Regions from separate parts of the Homo sapiens genome. Here region 2 is linked to region 1. The links are chromatin contacts, found by Hi-C or POLR2A ChIA-PET in ENCODE. All regions are on one chromosome and are shown on one strand. Each heading gives the region's core, a stretch centred on a gene start or an enhancer-like site at or near the end of the contact. The rest is flanking DNA. Distances are from core to core; before and after follow the strand shown. Region 1 overlaps CASC17 (cancer susceptibility 17). Region 2 has its middle 240 kb from the start of CASC17.

Region 1 (6,935 bases), core at 2,613-5,112:
ATGAGAACACAAAGAATAAGGTTGTTTTCTGGTCTTTACAATCATTTTCCATAAGAAATAATAACTATATTGTGTAAATATTTTATTATTTGTATCCACTAACTTGTTCACTGTATCAAAACAAATGAGGATAATTTCTATAATCTTATAGCCCTAGTTCAAAAATGGATTTTAGGTCTTTTGTTCTAGTTTTACTTTAATCTTTCCATATAGAAAGCCTTTATAAACGAACAAATTCAATTCTCCCTGATAGCATTGTCTTGCCACATGTCTCTAGTAAAAATAAGGCAAAAATAGATAAACAAACTAGGAATTTGGAGCCTTAAAATTAGCCATAAAAATAAAAAAACATAAGATGAAAGAATAAATTTTTTCTGCAAATGCAACTATTAGACAATGAAGATAAATTGGTGAAATGAAATATATTTTTCAAACTTTTCACTTTCCTACTTTCCCAGATTTACCTAATTGATTATGCTGACTGAGTAAAAAGTTCATTTATGTAACCTTAATTCTGAACGTCATATATAAACACATGACAGGCTTGGAATACTCTTGTCTTTTGTGGGCATGACTGGCTGCTGTAATGTACATGCATAACAAAGCCACTGAACAGGGAAGTTGAAAACAATATAATTTTATGGTGTTTGCAGTTTGTTTTTAAAGAACTTTACTTCTTATTATACCTTTGACACCTACTCACCATTATTAGCCTGAGAGCTTGGTTTTCGGCAAACAAAAGCTTTCAGACATCTTCTTGGACCTAGTTCAACTTGACTATAATAAGGTGTTTATTTAATTTCTTCCCCTGTTTTGCTTATCGGGTACCCACAACACACAGGTGCAGATCAAGTGCTATAGTTTTCCCCCTTATTCTTGAATTGGAAGAAAATTATGAGGAAGTATTTAGTGAATTGGAGAAGGCCCAAAAGCTGGCGGGAAAGCTGGGCCATGACACCCAGATTATCATTGCCAGTGAAACCAACCTTGGTGGAATCATCTCATTTGTGCTCCAGAGTTAGACGGCAAAGGCAGTGAAGGCAGAAGAGCCTGGTTATGGACCAGAGATGAATGGGAGGCGTCTGATTCAGGATATGCAGAAAATCCAACAGCTCTGTTCTATCAATACGAAGAAGAGACCAAGATGTTGCTGAAGGAAATATCCTAGCCACTTGGAATGATGCTATCAGAAGAAGTAAAAAAATGATCCTGTATTGCACATTTGAAGTAGGATATTAAGTACAGTAAGAGTGAATAAGTTGAGAATACATTTACAATTTAGTTTTGTAAGCAAATGGTGTTCTCATGATAATTTTTGTGGTTCTTTTAATATTTAATTTTACTTTTCACATTTAATTTTTCTTAGTATTGGCGACAAATTGTCATAAGCAGTCAACGTTTTAGTCTGGTCTTTCTTTCTAGCCTTTCCACTGTCTTTTTCTCCATGTCGCTTTGCGAACAGAGGCTGCAGTTTTGAGGGGTTTGGAAAGTTGATGATAATAACCTAGCCGAGGGGATATATATAAAAATAATCCTGGAAAGATGAATGTGCAAAGATGTTTATGACAACCTGATAGTGAAAAATTGGAAATGTTTTAAAGTTGAATTGCTGGAGATATGTCAAATAAATCATAGTACAGTTAAATAGAGCAACACTCTGCAGCTATTTAAAACAGTGAGGTAGAGCAACATGCATAGATATGGGAATGCACTTAAATCACATTTTAATTTAGCATAGGTTTGAGTATTTTTGAAAAAAAAATAACCAAAATGTTTATAGTATCACATTTCCTGGTGGTAGAATTATGAGTGACTACAAAACTGGCCACAAATTCTTCCAATGTGCGTCCTTCTATCAAATATTGGAATCTGTTTCTCTATTCCTTGAATCTGGGTTGCCCAAGTGAATGGGTTTTCCAATAGACTGTTGGCACCAGGGACACAATCAGAGGCTTGAAAAGAGCTTGTACGTTGGAACTTGCCTTCTTGCTTCTCCTGGGAACCCTGCTACTGCCACCATGAGAATGAAGCTGGACAAGCCTAATGGAGAATGAGACACTTATGGACCAGCCACCTCTAAACAGTCCCCAGAAATGGTGCCACCTAACTTCATAGCAGTAGAAAAATCTCTCAAGTGAGTCCAGCCTAAATTTCTGACCTATGGAAAAGCAAGCTAAATAAATAATTGCTATTATTTTAAGCCATAAAATTTTGGGATGGTGTGTTATGCAGGAAAACTAATGAAATGCCTATATGTGTGCATGTGTGTTTGAGTGTTTATGTGCATACACATGTTTCTGAAAGGATATAAACCAAAATGTTAGGAGTATTTTTCCATTATCCTAGGTAGTGAAAATATGGGTAAATTTTACTCTTCTCTATCTGGGCTTTCTACCTCCCTCCTTCAATAATCAGAGTTTACCCATGTGATTAAAAACAAAAAATTTTTTTTTTTTAAGAAAAAAACTAAAATTGGAACAATTGCCTTAGGAAAAGGAAGACTGATTAACATGGGTTTTTTTTAAGTATTTCCAAAATGCTTTTTCTTGATAGTCTTATTATACGCTGGCAGATGTTATTGTTTAAAGCATAGGAAAAAATAGATGCTGAGCCTACAGTAGTGCCAATTAAGTTTCTCTCTATGACTACGTCTCTTTATCTCTTTGCCTTCTTTACAACAATGAGAAAAATAAAAAACTAAGATGCCTAACACAAATGATGTTCTATAAGTGTCGATGCTCATATTTCTCATGCTTTGGTTTTGAACAATCATTTATTAAACATAAAACAAAAGTGAGAAAGAGTGAAAATGAAAAGCAATTTGATGCCTGATGGGCTTGATACCAGAATGATAACATAGGTGACTGGAGAAGGTAATGGAACATGAAGTGATATGGTTTAGATCCGTGTCCCCACCCAAATCCCATGTTCAATCGTAATCCCCTATGTTAGAGGTGGGGCCTGGTAGAAGGTGATTGTATCATGGGGGTGGACCCTTCATGAATGGTTTAGCACCATCCCCTCAGTGCCGTTCTTATGACGGTGAGTGAGTGAGTTCTCATGAGATCTGATTGTTTAAAAGTGTGAGGCACTTCCCCCCTCTCTCTTCCTCCTTCCCCGGCCATGTAAGATACCTGCTTTCCCTTTGCCTTCTGCCATGTTTGTAAGTTTCCTGGGATGCCCCAGAAGCAGAAACCACTATACTTCCTGTACAGCCTGCAGAACCATGAGCCAATTAATCCTCTCTTCTTTCTAAATTACCCAGTCTCAGATATTTCTTTGTATTTAGCAGCGTGAGAATAGACTAATACACTAGGCAATGGGTTAAGTGGTGAAAGAAATTTTCAGAAGCAGAAGGGACACTTGCCAGATAAGAACTGGGTAGACTTCTTTTGCACTGGGCCTTGAAAATGGATGTAAAGCTTATTACACTCATCACATTTTTTAAGGATGAGAGAGAATAAAGAAACCACAATAGAAACTCCAAGTGGCCTACCAGTGAACCACAAATATCTTCTGAGTGAATAAGTATTCACTTTTATACTTTACACAGTCTGATTATGACTGTGTTTTTTAAATTCCCTGAAGATTTGCTATCTCATTCTTCTTGCAAGCTTGATTTGTATCTTGAATGTCCAATTGCTACTTTACAGGCTGGATTATCAGCTCGTTGAGGAATAGTCCCTTCCCAAGGTAATTTTGAACAGATTTCTTCACTTCTGCCTGAACCCTATTTTTGTATTATCCATGAGGCTTAATCTTCAATTTATATAGAATATGTAGACTCTTTCAGAGTTTAGGAATGCACACTTACCAGGTGCAGGAGGCTGAGTCATTTGCAAAAAGATTGAGCCTAACAGAGAACATCCAGTAATTATTGTGTGGATAAGAGCTGAGGGCAAATCTAGCCTGTGCGGTTGGTTTTTCAAATCCTATTCTTAAATCTCACAGTTAACATTTCTACTTCTTATTTTGGTTATTAGGCCAGTATTGGGGGTTGGAGTATAGGTTCATTGAGCCAACTACTGTATGCTGCTCTGCTGGGAACATCTTGAAGATTTCATTGCATATACCTCTTATGTCACGGTGTTTGTTTTTCAAACAATTTGACATTTTAAGCCTTCAGCAGCCTGGAAAGTTTGCCTTCCAGATGCAATTTCTCTGAACGCCAATTTCCATGTGGTCAATTTCTGCCCCCCTTTCAAACTGTGGGACAAATCCAAATCCCTAGCTGACCATGCTGACTGTCTCTGAAATGCAATTGCCTATCAGGGTTTCACCCAGAGACCACCAAAGACAGTTTTCCACAAACTCACCTAGCCAGGCTGGTGGTGTCTAAAGGCTCAGCCAACAGTGAAACCTCACTTATTTTCTTACTGGTACCAAGCCTTTTTATTCCCCCTCAATGTCATATAGGATCCATCTTCGTAGGCTGGCACATCAATCTTTTAGTTCTTGGTTTATTTCTTTTGAACATGGAAAACACTAACTTACCACAAGAAATATCTCCCATGCTGTAGACATTAGGTTTCTGGAATCATATACTTCATGCTGTTGTTGTTGTTGTAATTTTATCATGATTTTCAAAGACATTCTGTTTCCTATACTGCTTGCTAATAAGGGAAATTTAATTCAGAACTAGGTGAACAACGAAGTCAAATTTACTCAGATGCAAAATGGGCATAACATAGTACGTGCTGAAAATGTATAGAGAAAGAAAGTAGGTTATTGGTTGCTTGGAGCTGGAAGTGAGGATGTACCTTGATTATAAAGGTCATGCATGATCTTACCAGGGTGATGAAAATGTTCTAAAACCATATATTATGCTGATGGTTGTACACAGTGCAGTAAATTTGCTAAAATCATTAAGTCGTACATTTAAAATGGGTAAATGTTTAGGTATATACATTATACCTTAATAAAATCATTTCATAAAGGGAAAGTTGTACCTGCATAAGATTCTTTTGATAATTAATCAAAATTGTCTATGGAAAATATCTTCTGGGCTTCAGCAAGTACCCAGTAATCTTAACCAAAATCAGTACCATGTTAATAGCAATAAAAGTCATAAAAGTATTAATAGTCCATAAAAGTCAACTCATTTTCAAGATTCCTCTGGCCCTTTGGCAACTATACGTCACACATGCATACTCACACTTACACATACCTTGACCTGTAGATGTGATTCATTTAGGTGCTCTTGGAGTTTAACTTGTTCTCAGCTGTCATCTCTGTTATCTGCTTTCTTATCACACAGTCTAGCACCAAAAGTCTATTATTGGAATGAAAAGGCTTCAATTTCTTCCTTTTAATCTGTGATGGTTAATATTGTATCAACTTGATTGGACTGAAGGATGCAAAGTATTGTTCCTGGGTGTGTTTGTGAGGGTGTTGTCAAAAAAGATTAACATTTGAGTCAGCGGACTGGGAAACGCAGACCCACCCTCATCAGTCAGGGTGGGCACCATCTAATCAGCTGCCAGTGCTGCGAGGATACAAGCAGGCAGAGGAGCGTGGAAGGACTAGACTGGCTTAGCCTTCCGGCCTCCGTTTTTATCCCGTGCTGGATGCTTCCTGCCCTTGAACATTTGACTCCAAGTTCTTCAACTTGGTCCAAGGGACTCTTGGACCTTCAACCACAGACTGAAGGCTGCACTGTCAGCTTCCCTACTTTTGGGGTTTTGGGACTCAGGCTGTCTTCCTTGGTCCTCAGCTTGCGGATGACCTATTGTGGGACCTCACCTTGTGATCGTCTGAGTCAATACTCCTTAATACACTCCCCTTTAGATATACATCTATCCTATTAGTTCTGTCCCTCTAGAGAACTCTGACTAACACATAAACCAAATCTTATCTCTTCAAGAATTGTGCATGATTTTTGCTAGACTCAGTCACCATTTTACCAACATACTTTAAAAGATGAGCGGCCCCTCTAGGTTATTTTTCTCACACTCAAAGCTTCAAAGATTTTCATAGCTTTAAACTCCACAAATGCGAAAGTGGATTTCTCTTCATTTCACCTATCCCAATGTTTATTAATATTTTTTTCTCCAGAGACCTCAGAATTATCTTTGACTTGTTTCTTGCTCCTGACTTACAGAAAGTCCCACAAACCCATTAAGTTTGCTCTTGAATGACTCTCTGTCTCCCTTTTGACTCCTTCCCCACTCTGTTTTTTTAACATCTTGTGTAAGGGTGATAGTGAGAAGAAAATGCTAATTTCATTGCTCTACCAATTTTGTCTACAATATCCTGATTCCCTTGCCAGATTAATGCTCCTAAATGACAGACTTTTGTCATCTTTCTTCTTCTCATTAACCTTACTTATTCAGTATTGTACTCAATCTACATTTATTAAAAAATGTTAAATCTAAAAACAAAGTCTGAAAACCCTCTTTCTCTCTCTCTCTCTCTCTCTGTGTGTGTGTGTGTGTGTGTGTGTGTGTGTGTGTGTGTGTGTTTGTTAATGTGCAGGTATACAATATTTCATCCCTCCCTCAAAACTCAGAGTTCACCATAGTAAGGTAGAGAACCTGAGACATCTGTGGTAAAGAGACGCTTTACATGCAGTTTCATACAGAATTTATTACGGTGTTTTGAACACAGAATACTTTAAAAGCATCTTCAGAATCATCTTGTGCAGGACTGTAGAGTGAAATATTAGGCTAAAAATTATTATCTAGGCTGGGCACGGTGGCTCATGCCTGTAATCCCAGCACTTTGGGAGGCCGAGGCAAGCAGATCACTTGAGGTCAGGAGTTCAAGACCAGCCTGGTTAACATGGTGAAACCCTGTCTCTACTAAAAATATAAAAATTTTCCAGATCTGGTGGTGGGTGCCTGAAATCCCAGCTGCTTGGGAGGTTGAGGCAAGAGAATCATTTGAACCCAGGAGGTGGAGGTTGCAGTGAGCAGAGATCATGCCACTGCACTCCA
Region 2 (6,935 bases), core at 2,093-4,592, 250 kb before region 1:
ACCCGTGATCAGTTTAGCACTCCAGTTATGTTTAGCACTCCCATTCAGCAAACATTTTAAAGCATGTCTTACATGTAAAGCATATCTTTACATGTGTGTAAAGTGCTGCTCTTTGGAGGAAATTGCCTATCATCAGAAAAAAAAAAATTTAAAGTGAGATTGTCATTCTGTTTGGAAGATTTGAGTACTCATTTGTTGAGTTTGGGGGGTGTAAAAAATGGCTTCTGGAGAGAACTTTTAGATCTCTCCATGGTTTTGATTCTGATTAGGAATCTAGTGCTGAGACTTGACATCGTAGTGGCTTAAACAACAGAAGCTTCTTTTTCCTTCTAAAACAAAAGCAGTCTAGCAGTAGGTAGACTAGAGATCACATTGTATGAGAGAAGCAACAGAAGCATGGCTTCTCCCATTTGATCTTTCTGCTCTTTCATCTTTATAGAGTGAGGCTTCCATCCTTATGCTCATTTCACACCTCACACTCCAAGGGGATTGTAGGAGTTCTAGCCATTGGGTCATCCCTCTAGGCAGGAAATAGAAGAAAGTTTGAGAAGGTGACTATCTTTCCCTCTTTTAGGAGTCTTTCTCAAAAATCCCACATACAAATTTCAAATTACATCTTACCAGCCACTCTTAGCAATAAGAAAGTTTGCAAATAAAGTCTTCTGGCTGGGCACATTGCCACGTGGATTAAATTTGGGGTTCTATTACTTAGAAAGAATGGGATAATGGATATTGGATAAGCTACTTGAAGTATTAACCACAATTAGCTAATCAGGTACTCACTCCCAGTGGCAGGACTTCCAATATAAATTCATTAAAATAACATCCTCATTGCTGTGTGTGGTCTGGGATCATTAACAAATAATTGGATCAGCTGCCCACTCAAGGGAGAAGCCATGGAAGGTAAGGAGAGTGTGTGCTTGAGAGTCATGCAGTCTGAGGACGGTCGCCATGGATGGGGAAAAGAAGGAATGAGTCACAAGTCTTAACAGAGCTTAGTCACTGCCCTTGTGGATCTGTATAAACCACGTACAAGCCAACCAGGAGAGAGACAGCTACGTGAAGCTACATTCTTTGCTGGCTTCAAATCCGAGACAGGAGTCCCCACCCAGGCATCGTTCTAGTGCTTGTATAAATTAATGGGATTTAAAAATATTTATCTTCTTATGAGCAAACACCTACGTGATACTAGGACTAGAAGAAACCCAGGGCGATTTTCTAGTGGAAGCAAAAGCTACATCTATCAGCGCCCAGGTAGCTTTTCAAAGTAGGTGTTCGGTCAATCACCTCCGGTGTTTGGACTTAGTAAAACGATTTAAGAGTTTTATCCACCTACCCTTGAGTTAGTTTTAACAACCCCAGAGATTTTTCTGTCTTTCTCTTCCCCGACTCCTACTTCCTTCCAGGGTTTGTGACAGTCTAGCTAGAGGCAGAGGCGTGGCTTGGATTTTCATCCCGCTGCCTCCCTTCCAATCAGCCATGTCATGGTGGAATTTTTATTGGTCATAAATTTTTTTACTGGCTAGATTAATGTGATTGAAAGCATCACACCCAGTAAATAGCGTCTGCTATTTGCTTTAGCAATACCTATGGAAAAGGGCAACTTGGGACCCCGGCACCGTGGAGCTGGTGAAACCATTGGCTGTGCACAGCGCGTTGGGGGCCCCTTTGACTGATGACCAGAAGTTGCTCTTAGAGGGAGGTCCGCCCAGCAAGAGGCTCCATTGGTGCATGCCACTGCCATGTGTAGCCATGATTCACTTCACTGACTATCAAAGCTTTCTACAACTTTGCTTGCTGACTTTTGACCAGAGGTTCCCTTTCAACACGAGGAAAATCTGCCTAGAGAGAGAGAGAGAAAGAAAGAACATTACGGGGAAATAAATGGCAGCCCTGTTTCTGGCGGTCTCGGTTTTATGGCCCGAGGAGCCTCGCTTGGAGGCTGCCCTGGGGTGCTGCCCAGTGAATGTGTATTGTGGCATTTTATGAAGCATGGTTTATATCAGCATGGATTATTATAACAACAACAAGGGGGATATTTAATAAAACCTTGTTTGATGGCAAAGGCTGCCATACAAAACACTTCTCCTAGGCCAGAGAAATGAGTGGAGTGTTTATAGAAGCACTACCCTCAGAAATCTACGTTCACAGAAAACCGTTTTCTGAGACAGGTTTTGAAAGAAGGTGTGGATTCTGCAAGCCTTTGGTCTCCATCTGTTTTCTCCCCTCTGACCCTTGGTTGTTTGACTACATGGTCATGACCCTACGTTGAGTGGGGTAGATGGTCTGTGAAGATGTTCATGCAGCTTCATCTTCATGCCTCCCAGCAGTGCCTAAAGCTCTCCTGCTCCTTCCTTCCTGGAAGAAATGCCAGAATCTCACTTCTTAAAAAAAAAAAAAAAAAAAAAAAAAAACATAAAAGAGAAACACAAACAGAGAATGAGCCAGATTGCTGAGGGGGATCAAGGAATGAAATACAGACTCAAAAGCTGCATAGACTCAGAAACCCCAAAACTTTCCCAAAACCCAACCTGGAACATTTATCTTCCTGACTTTCTTTAGTCTCAGGCCAGTTTTTAACCATTAGACGACTTACAATTATAATGTTGACAATGCTTAGGTTAGAGGTGGCTGCAGGGAATTCTCTTTCTAAATTCAGTTGCTTGGGTAGGTGGTGTTGGCAAGACTGTCTTGTCTTTTGGTGCCAACTCCGAAGTACCAGAATGCCATTCCTGAGCTGGAGTTCTACGAATCATGGTCTGGAGATGAAAACTGGGAAGACAAAGGGAGCCTGAAGAGGGGATGATGTGGAAAGACTAAAAGAGTGGTGAAGAGAGGAGAGAAAAGAGAGGAGTCATGAAAGATATAAGAACAAGGAACAGACAGTTGTTTGCAAAATAGAATGAGGGGCAGAAGGAAATGACAGGGAAATAAGGAGCAAGTCTCTGGAAAATATATCTAAAAACAAAATACATCTTTTATTTGAAATTATGAAGTTGATTTCATAAAGCTTTCTAATAGTTTTGAAATATCTGGCTTGTGTTTACTCCTAGTTCCCTCTTCTTCCATTGTCATGAACCAAATCCTACCTAGCCCAGAGACTTCGTGAGCTCTCAGCTTGTGTTTGTCAACAGGAAGCGCTATACAACAGCAATGGGCATTTCTGGTGTATTGATAGAGGGGAAAAGGCCTTGGTGAATCACAGAAATAGCCTTTTACATGAAACACCATCCAGATCACTACCAGCCAGTGGCTGTAATCTCAGCTGAATGTGCAGTGTTTATTTTTCCAAGAATGGGGCCTTCTATGACTCATGGTACTCAGATGCTACTTACTAATGGGCCCTTGTACAAGTCAAGAATGTGACACATGGCGAGACACGCAGCTTAACAATCACAAACAACAGCACAGTTAATGGGGGGTGAAGCTTCAGTGACATGTGTCACACCAAAGAGCCGACTCGTCTTGTTCCCTGAGGCCACAGATGAAGGGTCTCTGGATTGTGTAATAATGATAAAATATTGCCATCTGTTGGCATCCTGTGTAAGCAGGCTCTGACATACATAACATTGATGTTTTTCCAGACTGCCTCTCACATTTCTCCAGGGAGAGGATGTGTGAAAAGCATGGGGGAAAAGAGCAGAACATGCAGCCTGACCTTATAGGAAGAGAAAAATAACAACATTCTGAAAGTTCAAACTGGGAAGACAACAGACTACATTGCGTTGGTCCAACTCTTTACCTCTAGTCATGGGAGTAGCTAAACCAACCACAGGTTGCTGACACTCAACTAATCAGATTATAAGAGTTTGCTTCAGGTATGCTGTCAAATGTTCTTGAGGGTATGTATTCCTCCTCACGATGGATTCAGAGAGGTTTTGATCCAGGAGGACCATTATTTATTGTCTGAGTTAAAGGCAGGGATGTTGGGCTATAAAAATCACACATGGTATGCACAAAGCGGCAAACTGCAATGATCTAAAATATCCCCTACTGTACTTATTCATTCTATCTAATAAACATCCAGAATTCCAGATAAATGTGACAAAATTGCTTTTAGTTTTTTCCTTTGGCTAAACTTGTAAAATAGAGATTGAAAGGAAACTGAAAACCAGTGTGATAAGCATGTGATTCTTCAGAAGCCTGAGGAGGCAATTACCACACCTGACAACACAGAACTTGGGTTAGGATACCTATTCAGGGACCGCATAATGCAGTGGATTAAAATTGAAATCGCTACATAATATTGGGACCCTTGGAGGGCAGCAACCTCAGAAGAAGGTGGTGGTAGGGGAACAATTTACAACACAAAGAATCTTGTATATATTTGCCAGACCTCTGGCTGAAAAAAAAAATCTTCTGATGGAACCACCATCAGAAATGTAAAGGATTTTACAAATTCAAAGTTAACATTAATACTATTTTCATATTTCAAGAACTCCAAATCCAGAAAATTTACAGTAAAACTATCAGGGCCAGTGGCCACTGGGATGATATCACTGTGGTGTGTCCCAGAAGTGAGCCCCAAATTGTTCTAGAACAATTTTCCTACAAAGCAACCCCACACGGAAGTCTCAGTATAAAGAGAAAGAAAAAAAGACAGGAAGAAAAAAAAAGAGGGTTTTGATTTGCATGACAAGTTAATGGGTGCAGCAAACCAACATGGCACGTGTATACATATGTAACAAACCTGCATGTTGTGCACATGTACCCTAGAACTTAAAGTATAATAAAAAAAAAAACAGAGGAAGGGAAAAATCTAAGTCCCACTAAAGAACTCTAATATATGATGAAACACATTGGGAAAAAAAAAAGTCCTCCATAAGCCATGTTAAAAAAAAAAAAGCCTCAGAATTTTCCAGAATTGGATGTGTTCCTCAGATTCAAAAACCACAACTTCAAAAATGTAACTGAAAACTAATACACATTCAGACACATTGTAGTGAATGCAAAACATAAAAGACAAATATAAGTTTTCAAAGCAAAGGGAATGAAAGAAAACTATGTCGGCATGAACTATCAAAAGCCACACAACCCAAGGGCAGATGTCAAAAGTACAGATTCATTTAATCTCTCCAGATTTCAGCTGCCTCTTACAGAAACACATTACATTGCTTTCCAGTTGTTCACAAGAAATGTAAAACTTTAATAATATATACATATATATAATACATAAAATCTTAATAATAACTTGACTCCCTAAATTCCATTTATTTTTTCATGTTTAGTCACTGTGCTGCAATAGTTCTCACCATTTTAAATCTCATTCCCTACAAAAAGATAAGTAGGAATATGTAAATCCCCACTTGAGTAACAATGAAGCAGTTTATACCAAAAGTAGTGCCAACAACGTATAAATAATGATTCATGGCCATAAAGTATGATTTTTGTAATAAGACGTAAAAGTAGAAATAATTTTTCTTTGTTTTCCCTGGAAATCCTATTGTTGGGCAGATTATGTTAACCTAGCAGTTCACTTCCTAGAAAAACCAGCCTATTTCACACCAGGCTTCCTTCCTTTCCCCTGTTGATCTATGGAGGATCTGAAAACCAGAAAGGTAAAGGTGAATCATCAATGACCAATGGAAATAATTTTTTTAAATGTCCTTTTAGAATTAGCACATATTGACGTCATTACACAAGGCCAAAACTTACATGCACTAGGTGACTTATCCTTGTATATGTGGTTCATTATCCTATAGAAAATTTTTACTCCTAAAGATGTACATACATTCATCTGGGACCTATAGACAAAAAGATATATTTTATCCATAACTGTATTTTTTTTCTCTCATAAAACTGTACCACTGTGCTTGGCTTCCCTTCCATGTTGAAGAACTATCTCAATCATTCTCTCTTCTTTTATACTCAGTGCAATTATACAGCCTACATTGGGGGTGGGGGTGGGATATCATTGTAAATGCATTAGATTCTGGTGAAAAGACAGCCTCAGAGAAGCTACAGTGTTCCTAATCTAGCCAGTTAATTTGGTGTTGAGCTTGATCCAGGTTCTAACTTGATTTTTTTTCCTTTAGAGCTTTCCCTTTCCGTCAAATAATCATCCCAGTCTTCCTTTTTCTCTTCTGAAATAACAGAGTAGAATGCGGACTTTACAAACTTAGTGTATCCAAGATTATTTAATTTGGGTGGTTTGAGCATGTCACTAATAAAATATAATTTTAAGTTTGATTCCTGCATGGGTCGGTTCAATGTGCTCTGCCTCACTGCTATAGATTGTATCCCCAAAACATCCAGTTAAAAAATCATGATAACATCAAAGAAAATGGGGCATTTGGATTAGGTATCGAATCTGAGATATCTTTACATAGCTGACTCTTCTCAACTGTCTAATCTGGACCATTTAATATTATGAAAACATATCTCATTCTTTATGGCCACAGTTCTCTGTCTCCATGAAACAAACAAACAAAAAGTTTAGATGGCACGGTTGTGCTGAATTAAAACTAAAATTTCTCACGTGAGTTTTCCTACACAGCAACTGCTTTGTAATGGCTGAACACACATCTTTCAGTAAAATCAGGAACATACTGGAAATTACAAGCTGTAAATATCATTTGGCCATTTTGCCCTGTGTTGCAATCAAGAGTTGTTTGGCTGCATGGTTTTAATTCTGAAATGTATTTAGATTTTAGTTTAATGAATGGTTGTGTTTTCAGAATAGCATCTCCACAACCCATCGTGCCTCAAATGTATATCAATTCATCAGTGGCACACCTAGGATCTTTAACATTTAGTGGATTAAAGAAAATGGCAAGTGTTACACTGTGCCAATATGTTATAATCAGGGCCCATGCCCGCTATCACCTCCCTAAATGGAGGCAGCACTCAAAATGTTTGTTCTGCTACAATTAATCATATGCTTTTCAAATGTCAACATAATTTTCATGGTCTGGTAAAAAGTAGTGTTCATAATA

What was found. A loop is a pair of places that touch in the nucleus more often than their neighbours do. ChIA-PET counts read pairs that join two places held with the same protein, here RNA polymerase II (POLR2A). Pooled maps may share reads with other maps.
Region 2: a map of PC-9 shows a loop between it and region 1 (7-fold over the local background). The contact joins two enhancer-like sites. A Hi-C loop is called at or near these places in 3 of 168 maps with a recorded cell type or tissue (IMR-90, PC-3 and PC-9) and 2 of 50 pooled maps. POLR2A ChIA-PET finds 5 or more read pairs at or near these places in 1 of 52 experiments (BJ).

The regions. Positions count from the first base shown.
Region 1 is chr17:71,185,903-71,192,837 of GRCh38, reverse strand. The region is part of intron 1 of CASC17 (cancer susceptibility 17); the gene reads left to right. Among named protein-coding and RNA genes, the nearest start is that of CASC17, 13 kb to the left of the region's middle. Within about 2 kb of position 3,862, at least 3 of the 41 ENCODE cell types and tissues checked have a DNase peak (open chromatin) inside an H3K27ac peak, as active enhancers do; they include PC-3 and PC-9, where a contact is called at or near this core.
Region 2 is chr17:71,435,343-71,442,277 of GRCh38, reverse strand. No RefSeq gene overlaps it. Among named protein-coding and RNA genes, the nearest start is that of CASC17, 240 kb to the right of the region's middle. Within about 2 kb of position 3,342, at least 3 of the 41 ENCODE cell types and tissues checked have a DNase peak (open chromatin) inside an H3K27ac peak, as active enhancers do; they include PC-3 and PC-9, where a contact is called at or near this core.